Regions from separate parts of the Homo sapiens genome. Here region 1 is linked to region 2. Evidence: chromatin contacts called from ENCODE Hi-C or POLR2A ChIA-PET data. All regions are on one chromosome and are shown on one strand. The core of a region is the stretch at or near the end of the contact, and the rest is flanking DNA. Distances in the headings are between cores, read along the strand shown.

What was found. A loop is a pair of places that touch in the nucleus more often than their neighbours do. ChIA-PET counts read pairs that join two places held with the same protein, here RNA polymerase II (POLR2A). Pooled maps may share reads with other maps.
Region 1: a map of CD4-positive, alpha-beta T cell shows a loop between it and region 2 (8-fold over the local background). The contact joins the promoter of MCM5 here to the promoter of FOXRED2 in region 2. A Hi-C loop is called at or near these places in 2 of 168 maps with a recorded cell type or tissue (CD4-positive, alpha-beta T cell and CD8-positive, alpha-beta T cell) and 3 of 50 pooled maps. POLR2A ChIA-PET finds 5 or more read pairs at or near these places in 1 of 52 experiments (activated CD4-positive, alpha-beta T cell).

Annotation. Positions count from the first base shown.
Region 1 is chr22:35,397,370-35,402,852 of GRCh38, forward strand. MCM5 (minichromosome maintenance complex component 5) reads left to right here and starts at 2,771. Exons shown (of 17, transcript NM_006739.4): 1 at 2,771-2,839; 2 at 3,062-3,236. The coding sequence starts at 3,070. RefSeq lists enhancers at 2,316-2,365, 2,376-2,535.
Region 2 is chr22:36,505,769-36,511,338 of GRCh38, forward strand. It overlaps FOXRED2 (FAD dependent oxidoreductase domain containing 2), which reads right to left and starts at 1,272. Exons shown (of 9, transcript NM_001102371.2): 1 at 1,241-1,272; 2 at 128-655. The coding sequence starts at 654. It overlaps EIF3D (eukaryotic translation initiation factor 3 subunit D), which reads right to left. Exons shown (of 15, transcript NM_003753.4): 15 at 5,087-5,232. The coding sequence ends at 5,219. RefSeq lists a silencer at 1,019-1,518.

The DNA.
Region 1 (5,483 bases), core at 1,521-4,020, 1.1 Mb before region 2:
GGAAGAGAGTTCAGTATGAACTGAACTCAGCTTTAATTTGTATAGAGGTATTTTAAAGGGAGGTTGACCAGCCTGGGCAATATGGTAAAACCCCATCTCTACAAATGAATAAATAAATTCGCCGGGCATGGTGGTGAGGTTGAGGTGGGAGGATTGCACGAGCCTGGGAGGTCAAGGCTGCAGTGAGCTGTGATTGCACCACCGCACTCTAGCATTGGCAACAGAGACCCTGTCTCAAAAAAATAAATAAAAAAAATAAAGGAAGATTGAGGGAGGAAGGGGTGGGCAAGTGATTAGTAGAGTCAGGGAAGTGAAATATTACAAAAGGTTAAGTCAGTGTAAATGCAGTGAGGCTAGCTGTGTCTGCCAGTTGGCAATGATCAAAGTTAGAATTTTTGCCTCCCACAGAGCCTGGGAGACAGAGGTCACATCCTCGGTTGTTGCCTGGAATAAACGGTAAACATTTACCAGCAGCCTTGAGTTTTCTCAGGCAGGCACCTTAGCGGGGGCTGGCTAGAGTCATTTTAGAGATGTTAGCAGCTGTTAGAAACTGTTAGTGTTTGTTTAAGTCTTTTTTTCTTTTCTTTTTTTTTTTTTTTGAGATTAAGTTTCACTCTTGTCGCCCAGACTGGAGTGTAGTGGCACGATCTCGGCTCACTGCAACCTCCGCCTCCCAGGTTCAAGCGATTCTCCTGCCTCAGGCTTCCAAGTAGCTGGGATTACAAGCGCCTGCCACCACGCCCGGCTAAGTTTTGTATTTTTAGTAGACACAGGGTTTCACCATGTTGGCCAGGCTGGTCTTGAACTCCCGCCTCAGCCTCCCAAAATGCTGGGATTACAGGTGTGAGCCACGGCGCCTGGACTGTCTTTTTTTTCTTTTTAGAGATGAGTCTCGCTCTGTCGCTCAGGCTGAAGTGCAGTGGTGCAATCAAAACTCACTGCAGTCTCAAACTCCTGGGCTCAGGCCATCCTCCCACCTTGGCCTCTTGAGTAGCTAGGACAACAGGTGTGCTCCACCATGCCCAGCTAATTAAAAAAAAATTTCAAGCCGGGCGCAGTGGCTCATGCCTGTAATCCCAGCATCTTGGAAGGCTCAGGCGGGTGGATCACCTGAGGTCAGGAGTTCAAGGCTGGCCAACATGGTGAAACCCTGTCTCTACTAAAAATACAAAAAATTAGCCAGGCGTGGTGGCACACACCTGTAATTCCAGCTACTTGGGAAGCTGAGGCAGGAGAATTGCTTGAACCCAGGAGGTGGAAGTTGCAGTGAGCCGAGATCGTGACACTGCACTCCAGCCTGGGCAACAGAGTGAGACTCTGTCTCAAAACAAAAAAAATTATAAAAAAATTTCTAGAGAAGCGGGATCTTGCTATGTTGCCCAGGCTGGCCTCAACTCCTGGACTCAAGGGATCCTCTCATCTTGGTCTCCTGAAGTGCTAGGATTACAGGCATGAGCCACAGTGCCTATAGATCAAGGTTGAGGCTTAGAAGTGAAGGGAGCCCAGAGGAACCTGGCTAGAGTTTGGTCAAGGAGAGTCTTTGTCACCATACTACAGAAAATTAAGCAGCTGTTAAACAGAATGAGGCCGGTCTGGGCATGGTGGCTCACGCCTGTAATTCCAGCACTTTGGGAGGCCGAAGCGAGTGGATCACTTGAGGCCAGAAGTTCGAGACCAGTGTGGGCAACATGGTGAAACCCTGTCTCCACTAAAAATACAAAAATTAGCTGAGCATGGTGGCGCCTGCCTGTAGTCCCAGCTAGTTGGGAGGCTGAGGCAGGAGAATCGCTTGAACCGGGGAGGCAGAAGTTGCAGTGAGCCGAGATTGAGCCACTGCACTCCATCCTGGGGGACAGAGTGAGACTCCCTCTCAACAAATAAATAAACAAATAAAAGCAGTGTGTTAGGGTGCGAGAACCCGGGTCGGGGACGCGGGTGAGCCGCGCGGTAATCGCCCTGTCCTGCCACCAGCTGGAGGACAGGGGCTCCTCAGAGCCTCAGGCCCAGAGAACGGGCCCCACGACCGGGAAGCGAATACTCCACAGGGCACAGTCTCCCAATGCAAAATGGGCACCTGGACCCAATCATTTCTGAACTTCTAGTTTTTTCTCCCTATGGCTATGAAAAGGGTCATTTTTTTTCATAGGACTTTAAAAGAAGGCTTAAGAAAAGCACGCAGGCCTGGCCGGGTAGCTCACGCCAGTAATCCCAGTGCTTTGGGACGTCAAGGCAGGCGGGTCGCTTGAGAGTAGAGTTTCGAGACCTGGGCAAGATGGTGAGACTCCGTCTTTATGAAATATTTTAAGAAAATCACGTACACCTGTGGTCCCCGCTACAAGGGAGGCTGAGGCGGAAGGATTGCTTGAGCCCAAGAGGTTGAGGCTACAGTAAGCCGTGATCCAGCCACTGCACTCCATCCCCGGCAACACAACGAGACCATGCGTCAGGAAAAAAAAAAAAAAACCAAGAAAATAAAAAAGAAACCACCTAAAGGCGTCCTCCGCGCGCCCGCCCCTCCGCCATCTTTGCGTCCGCCCCGTCCTGCGCCGCCACTTCCTTCCCAGCCAGAAGTTTCGCGCCAAATTGTTCCGCACACAAAATGGAGCCCGGAAGGAGGCGAGGTCATGCACTTTGCAGCCAATCATCTTCGGCAGACAGTCCGGGCGGCGGGGCTGGAGGGCTCAGAACGGTCCAATCGCTGGCCGCGAGGCTCCGGCGAACCAATGGGAGCGCAGCGGCTGCGGCGTCCGAACACCGCCTCTTGTTTTTCCCGCGAAACTCGGCGGCTGAGCGTGGAGGTTCTTGTCTCCCCTGGTTTGTGAAGTGCGGAAAACCAGAGGTGAGGCTAGTGGGAGTGGGACTGGGACTGGGAGCCAGCAGGCATCTGGATTTCCGGGTGTAGTTGGAGTGGGACAGGAGTTTCTCGGGAACTGGGGTTGGAGTCCGGGAGCGCGGCCGGGGGTCCCCCTGCTCCGGACTCAGGGCAGGGACCCAGGCGTCGGAGGGGAGGAGGTGCCAGGCGCTGCCCCCAGCCTGTTCTGGCCGTTTGTTCCCACCCCAGGCGCAGTCATGTCGGGATTCGACGATCCTGGCATTTTCTACAGCGACAGCTTCGGGGGCGACGCCCAGGCCGACGAGGGGCAGGCCCGCAAATCGCAGCTGCAGAGGCGCTTCAAGGAGTTCCTGCGGCAGTACCGAGTGGGCACCGACCGCACGGGCTTCACCTTCAAATACAGGTGCGGCTCCTGCGGGGCCGGGGGCTCGAGTTCCAGTGTGGCCGCTCACACGCCTCTACCAGCCTGCTAGAGTCCTGGACAGTCAGGGCACAGATGGGCCCAGACGGGGGAAAGAGCCGGTCCTGGGTCACAGGGCTCATCCCGGCAGCCTCACGCCTTGGTATAAGGCTTTGTGTATTTTGTTTTACTTTATTTTATTTTATTTTATTATTAACGTATTTGTTTATTATTTTGAGACGGAGTCTCGCTCTGTCGCCAGGCTGGAGTGCAGTGGCACGATCTCGGCTCACTGCAACCTCCGCTTCCCGGGTTCAAGCGATTCTTGTGCCTCAGCCTCCCGAGTAGGTGGGACTACCCCCGCCATCACCACGCCCGGATAATTTTTTGTAATTTTAGTAGAGATGGGGTTTCGCCATGTTCGCCAGGCTGCTCTCGAACTCCTGACCTCAAGTGATCCACCCGCCTCAGTCTCCCAAAGTGCTGGGATTACAGGCGTGAGCCACCGTGCCCGGCCTGCTTTGTGTATTTTATCTGTACCTGGAGTTAACTTCTGGGTGAGTCACCTGTTGAGTGGGCCACCAGCAACCAGCTAGCGCCACTTGGACCGTTTAGTTCTTTATCCAGATCTTGTTCCTGTTCATCTGCTTCCTATCATCCTTCCATGTCATGTCTGAGACCTTACAAACTCAAGTTCCCTGTAGGTGTAAAAGGTGAAGATGGCAGTTAGGATTCACTTCACTTCGCTCATTCATTTATTTATACCAGTCTTGCACCTTCATTGATTGAGCACCTGCTGCCTGCCAGATACTGTTCTGGGTGCTGGGCTGCAGCACTGAAGCTGGACCTGGCTCCTGCTTCTAGGTGATTGTACGACCTGTGACATCATGAGAATTCTCATAGGCCCGGCCTCTATCCCTGAAATGTTAAAATGCAGAGAACATGAGGTTGCAGGTTCAGCACTGGCCCATTATTAGCTGAGTGACTTCCAGGTGTCAGTGTCTCTGGGCCTCACCAGGCCAGAAATGGGTAAAGCCATTCCTGCTTTCACTTACTCATGCAGCAGCTGATATTGCCCACCTGTGTGCCAGGCACTGCGCTACAAAGATGAAAAGACGTGCTTCTTGTCCTAGAGAAGCTCCTAAGTCAGAGGAGTGAGTCGTGAAGACCAACAGATAACTTCCACGGTGGTCATTTCCTCCACAGAGGAAGGTGAAAGGACTTAGGGAAGTTTTCCGGGGGGCTGAAGTTTGAGGGGACCTTTGAGCTAAGGTCAGAGTTGCAGGTGTAGAAAGCTTTCTGTCTAGGTAGGAGCAATTGCTTGTGTAGAGGTGTGGGGTGTCCTCACAGCAAGTGGCTTTCAGTAGCAGTCTGGCCATTTTACTGGCTCCTGGACATAAGGGAGACGGGGCTCAGGCCTGTGATACTGCGAGGCTGGGGAACAGCCTGTGCGTTGGTCAGTGGTCCCCAAATATGTTCTTGCCACAGCAGTCACATGGGATGCTCTGCTAAGCATCTGGGCTGGACGCAGTGGCTCATGCTTGTAATTCCGACGCTTTGGGAGGCTGATGCCAATGGATCATTTGACCCCAGGAGTTCAAGACCTGGCTGGGCAACATAGTGAAACCCAGGCTCTATTTAAAAAAAAACAGTCTGACTAGAGGTTGATAAGGCAGATGTGTTTTCTGCTGCCTTGGTGCCTCCAGTTTTTTTGTTGTTTTGTTTTTTGTTTTTTTTTTTTTGAGATGGAGTCTCGCTCTGTCACCCAGGTTTGAGTACAGTGGCGTGATCTTGGCTCACTGCAACTGCTGCCTGCCGGGTTCAAGTGATTCTCCTGCCTCAGTCCCCCAAGTAGCTAGGATTACAGGCATCCGCCACCACACCCGGCTAGGTTTTTTTTTTTGTATTTTTAGTAGAGATGGGGTTTCTCCATGTTGGTGAGGCTGGTACCTTTTTGGTTTTTTTTTTTGAGACAGAGTCTCAGTCTGTCGCCCAGGCTGGAGTGCCCTGGCGAGATCTCTGGTCACTGCAGCCTCCACCTCTGGGGTTCAGGCATTCTCATGCCTCAGTAGCTGGGACTACAGGCGTATGCTACCATGCCCGGCTAATCTTCGTATTTTTAGTAGAGACTGGGTGTTGCCATGTGGCCCAGGCTGGTGTTGAACTCCTGGCCTCAAGTAATCCACCCTCCTCAGCTTCCTAAAGTGTTGGGATTACAGGCATGAGCCACCTCACTGGGCCCCAAGTTTG
Region 2 (5,570 bases), core at 22-2,521:
TTAAAAAAAAAAAAAAGCGAAATACCCTTTTTCGTCCATTCCTCCCATACCTACTGGCCAATCAAGGTGTGTGGTTCGTGTGGGGAAGGTCCCAGCTTCCGCAGGTGAGCTCTGGCACCGGCCTTACCTGCACTGATGCACCTGGCCCTTCTGGTCAGTTAGGATGAAGTAGTGGCCATTCCAGGCCTGTCGGTCCTTGTCCAGAGTGACGTGGGCGATGGTGGTGTTGTACTGGACACGGAGCCCCAGCGTGTCCGCGAAGTCACCCAGGTAGCGCACCATGTCGCGGGCGTCGGGGAAGTAGGCACGCGAGTAGTGTCTGAAGAGCAGCCGGGGGTCGTGGCTGAGCAGAGAGTTCCAGTCGTGGCGGAGGTTGAACTCGGCGTTAGCCTTGCCCGTGTACCGCTTGTTGATGCTGATGAGCTTGCGGTGCCGCGGGTAGCGTGTGAAGAAGCTGCCGGGCCGCGGGGCCCGCTCGAACACTGCGTAGTCGCGTCCAGCGCGCTGCAGGAAGTAGGCCATCTGCAGGCCCGCGGGCCCAGCGCCCAGCACGCAGTAGTCCCGGCGCGGGGGCACCGACAGCGCTGGGTGCAGGGCGATGGCCAGGAGCAGCCCCGGGGGACCCCACAACGGGGCCGCAGCGGAGAGGCCCATCCTGCAGCAGATCAGAGGGGTAAGGCCTCGCACCCGGCCCGGCGGCTGGGAGACACGAGGCCCAGAAAGAGGCGGGGCCTGCGGGAACTCTCACTGCAATCTGGGTCACGGCCAGGCCCAGAAGCCGTCCTCAGAGCTCATTTGCCCGGACTCCACCGTTTCAAGCTGGGACTTGGGGCTCCCCGGAATCCCGAGCCCCTCCATCTTATCTCCCTCAGGGTCTCCTTCCTCAGGGGCACCGGCTCCCCGCTTATGATTGTAGTAACCTCCACCCTGGGGAAGGAGAGCGTACTCCCCAATTTTCCCCTAATTTGAGGGTGCCCAACACCCCTTTGAACCACCCTCCAGGTTGGACCTTCCAGAGGCCTTGGCCCCTCTCCAGCGACCGGGTGGGAGCCTGAAGTGGGTGTGGCCTGCGTGCGCCCCGCCCCCTGCCAGGGTCCGCGCGCCCCAGGCTCTTCGGCCACGTGACAGGGATGCCGCGCACACCTGCCGCCCGCCCGCGTGCGCTTCAGGAGCCGCCAGGTCCCTACGCCCGCAGCTCCGGCCTCCCCGCCTCCGACCGAACCCTGAGAAACGCGCGAACCTCCCAGCCGCTCCGGCTGCAACCCGTGGTCTAATGAGGCCGCGCTTGGCTCGCTTGCTCCGCGGCGGCTCCGCCCCTCGCGCCCGGACCAATGGCAGGGGGCGGGGTCACGTGCGCGGCGCGCGGCACGCCGGGACCAGCTGGCAGGCTGCCTGCTCCGGCCCAGCGCGGGAGAGGCGCGCGCGTGCTGCGTTCGCTGCTCCGGGGGCTGGTAGAGGGGCCTGGGGCTAGCGCGCACCCGCGAGGGTGGAAGGTCTGGAGATCCGGGATGGGGAACTGGGTCCTTCGTTTTAAAAGGTGCCTCTCTACACGGAGGGAGGGGAGCACGTGATTTTTGGAGCTAATCCTAGCTCTCATATTCCATGAATGTAGCCAAACGCTAAAACTAGTTGGCCTACCCAGTTTTGTGGGACTGGAAACCAGCGTGGTGGAGCCAGGACCGATAAGCCAATTAACAAGCGTTTGCTACAGTGACTCAGTGTACTGCTTACCAAGTAACATACACGACTGTCCTAATCTTCCACCAAATAGGAGAGGTGGGCAAGGCATTGTTTCCGACATTTGGTAGCTGACTGGTCAAATGGAGACATAGGGATGAAGGGATATGTTTACAATCACAGGAAGTGGAGCCTGGAATTAAAACTCAGTGGAGGCAAGATAAATGGCAGGAGGAAGATAACGTGAACTGGATGATGAAGGTTGGCTTCCCAGGGGTGGCAAGTGGCCCCTGCATGAGATTTACATGGGGAGAAATACGAAGTCAGTGTAGGAACCTTCAAAGTCCAGTGAAATGGGGCTGAGTGTTCTTGGGGGAAGGGCAGGTGGAAAGAACTGCGAGCCTGCAGATTTGCATGGCTGGAGATTCTTTGAATTAAAAATCGTAGCTGGGGACTCCTTAGAAAAATTTTCCTGACCTCTCAGGCCTACAAGTACCTACCAAAGAATGTCATTTACTTTTTCTTTTTTTTTTTTTTTTGAGATGGAGTCTCACTCTGTCGCCCAGGCTGGAGTGCAGTGGCGTGATCTCGGCTCACTGCAAGCTCCACCTCCCAGGTTCACGCCATTTTTCTGCCCCAGCCTCCCTAGTAGCTGGGACTACAGGTGCCCGCCACCACACCCGGCTAATTTTTTGTATTTTTAGTAGAGACAGGGTTTCACTGTGTTAGCCAGGATGGTCTCGATCTCCTGACCTCGTGATCCGCCCGCCTCGGCCTCCCAAAGTGCTGGGATTACAGGCGTGAGCCACCGCGCCTGGCCGAATGTCATTTACTTTCTTCAGTCTGTGTCAACATCAGAGAAAAGCTCCCTCAGAGCAGAAATTGTCCAGTATCTGACATACGGAAGTTTAAGCATTTGTTGAATAAGCATTGCAACCAGAGAGGTCAGGCAGAATACTTTGCCAAAAATAAAGTAGGGATGTCTTATTTCTTCTTTTTGAGACAGAGTCTCACTGTCACCCAGGCTGGAGTGCAGTGACACAATCATGGCTCACTGCAGCCCTGACCTTCCAGGCTCAAGCGATCCTGCTTCAGCCTCCCAAAGTGCTAGGGATTACAAGTGTGTGCCATGGCCCCTGGCCAATTTTTCAAAAAAATTTTTGGGGGCATATGTGTATATATTTATGGGGCATATGAGATGTTTTGATAGTCATGCAATTTGGGGATGTCTGTTTCTTAGTGGTTGTGAAGATTATGAGAATGGGTGCTGGCAAACAAGTTCCTAAAATAATTGCTGGTCTTATGTGGTGAATACAGTAGTGGGAAATTAAACAGAATTCGTCAAGTATGGTAGGGCCCTACGAGTAGGCTGAACCTAGATTGTAAGCAACAGGATGCTACTGGGAGTTTCTGAATGTAGGATTACTGCAGCAGTCAACTTGGTAGCCCCATGCAGGACAGATAAAAGCAGTGGACAGCTACTCGGGAGGCTGAGGCAGGAGAATGGCGTGAACCCAGGAGGCGGAGCTTACAGTGCCTGAGATTGCGCCACTGCACTCCAGCCTGGGCAACAGAGCAAGACTCCGTCTCAAAAAAAAAAAAAAAAAAAAAAAAGGCAGTGGAAACTGATGCAAAGTATTTTCAGGGAATGAGCTTGAGTCACTTCCACTTGCTTCTGTTAATCCTGTTGGACAGGGCCATGGTTTGCAAGAGGCAATTTGGTGAATACTGGTCCAACCTGGAAACCCCCGGCACTAGTCACACCACTTTAATCTGTTTTTTAACACTCTGTATTCACATTGAAAACTCCCCAAGTACACTTTTTCTCTCCACTGCTTCTAACACAGTTCAAGAAACCTTTTGCTTGCTGAGGTTCGATTCATTAAAATTAATTTTGTGTTTTTTCAAGCTACTTTAAAAAAAAAACCTGTAACTTTAGAAATGCTGAGCTTTTTTTGAGAGTCTCTGTAATCCAAATTGGAGTGCAGTGGTGTGATCTCAGTTCACTGCAACCTCCGCCTCCTGGGTTCGAGTGAATCTCCAGCCTCAGCCTCCCAAGTAGCTGGAATTACAGGCGTGTGCCACCATGCCTGGCTGTTTTGTATTTTTAGTAGAGACGGGGTTTTGCTATGTTGCTCAGGCTGGTTTTGAACTCCTGACCTCAAGTGATCCACCCACCTCGGCCTCCCAAAGTGCTGGGATTACAGGCATGAGCCACTGCACCTGGCCTTTTTTTTTTTGATAAAGGGTCTCCTTCTGTCACTTAGGCTGGAGTGCAGTGGTGTGATCATAGCTCACTGCAGCCTTGAACTCCTGGGCTCAAGCAATCCTCCCACCTCAGCCTCCTGAGTAGCTGGGACCACAGGTGGAAGCATCATGACTGGCTAATAATTTATTTTTTTGCAGAGACAGGCCCTGGTCTCCCTGTGTTGCCCAGGCTGGTCTCAAACTTCTAGGCTAAAGTGATCCTTCTGCCTCAGCCTCTCAAAGTGTTGGGATTAGAGGTTTGAGCCACCATGCCTGTTTCCTCACCTCTACAATGGTACTACTCCTGCCAGCATCACAGTTCTGTATGAGGCTTAGATACTACAGAAAGCTCAGCATTAATACCTGGCAGGGTAATTACTCCATCAAGTGTCCAGAACAGAACAGTGTCCACTTACATAGTTTACATAGCCTCGGCTGGGTGCGGTGGCTCACGCCTGTAATCTCAGCACTTTGGGAGGCCAAGGCGGGTAGATCACCTGAGGTCAGGAGTTCGAGACCATCCTGACCCATATGGCGAAACCCCGTCTCTACTAAAAATACAAAAATTAGCCAGGCATGGTGGTGCATGCCTGTAATCCCAGCTACTGGGGGGCTGAGGCAGGAGGATCGCTTGAACCTGGGAGGTGGAGGTTGCAGTGAGCCGAGATCATGCTACTGCACTCCAGCCTGGGCAACAAAGTGAGATTCCGTCTCAAAAAAAAAAAAAAAAAAAAAAAAAGTTTACATATCCTCAACATGCAGAGCTCTTATGACACAATGCTTTGTAGGGACAGGCCTGAGTGTCACCAGCCCAAGCCAAGCTTAAAAACAATTCATAAACCATTACACAATCACCCAGTGGGACATCCATCAAGCTCTCTGTGGCAGCCTCCCTCAGGCGCAGCAGCCCCACCTCACCCACACCCTGCTTCACGCTGTACTAGTGCTCTGCACTCCAGCTCCTCACAGTGAACTCTCCAAAAGCAACAGGTGGCCCTTCACACAGCCAGCAGGCACTCATGCTTGTGGAAATGGACTTCTTATAACAAATGAGGACACCCAGATTCTGAATTCCACATAGAAATTGCTGAATCTCATCCCCACTCTGTCAGGAATCTTTGAAGAAACGACTGTAAATCGTTAATGCAGGCAGACGATGAGGGAAAGACTAAACAGATATATATTTTATTTCATCTGCTAAATGTCAGAGAGCAAGTTAGACACACATTCCACTAAGCATCAAAGGCCCTCGTAGTCTCGGTGGAAGGACAAACTCCAGCTCCACATCACTGGTTTAAGTTTCTTCCTCTGAAAGACACAAAAAATGTAAGAGAAATGAGCCAGGTTGTGTGATATGATGTTCACTTTCCTTTCTGAACCTCTGCTGGACTGTGCGTGAGTTTTCAACACTTCCATTCCGAAGTTAAGCCTTTCAGATGCTCACAGGGCTGGGCAGGTATTTCCTTCAGTCACCAGCTGGTGGAGCAGGAGAGACAACTTTCAGGCTATTTAACCCGGAGCGGAGCTTTTCCCTCTAGACCACCGGCTTCAATCTGGGACTTCCCTCATCTTCCTCTACCTCTGCCACAGTCCAGCCGCTTCTCTAAAACACCGCTATCCTCCCCAACCACTTGATGTGATCTAAA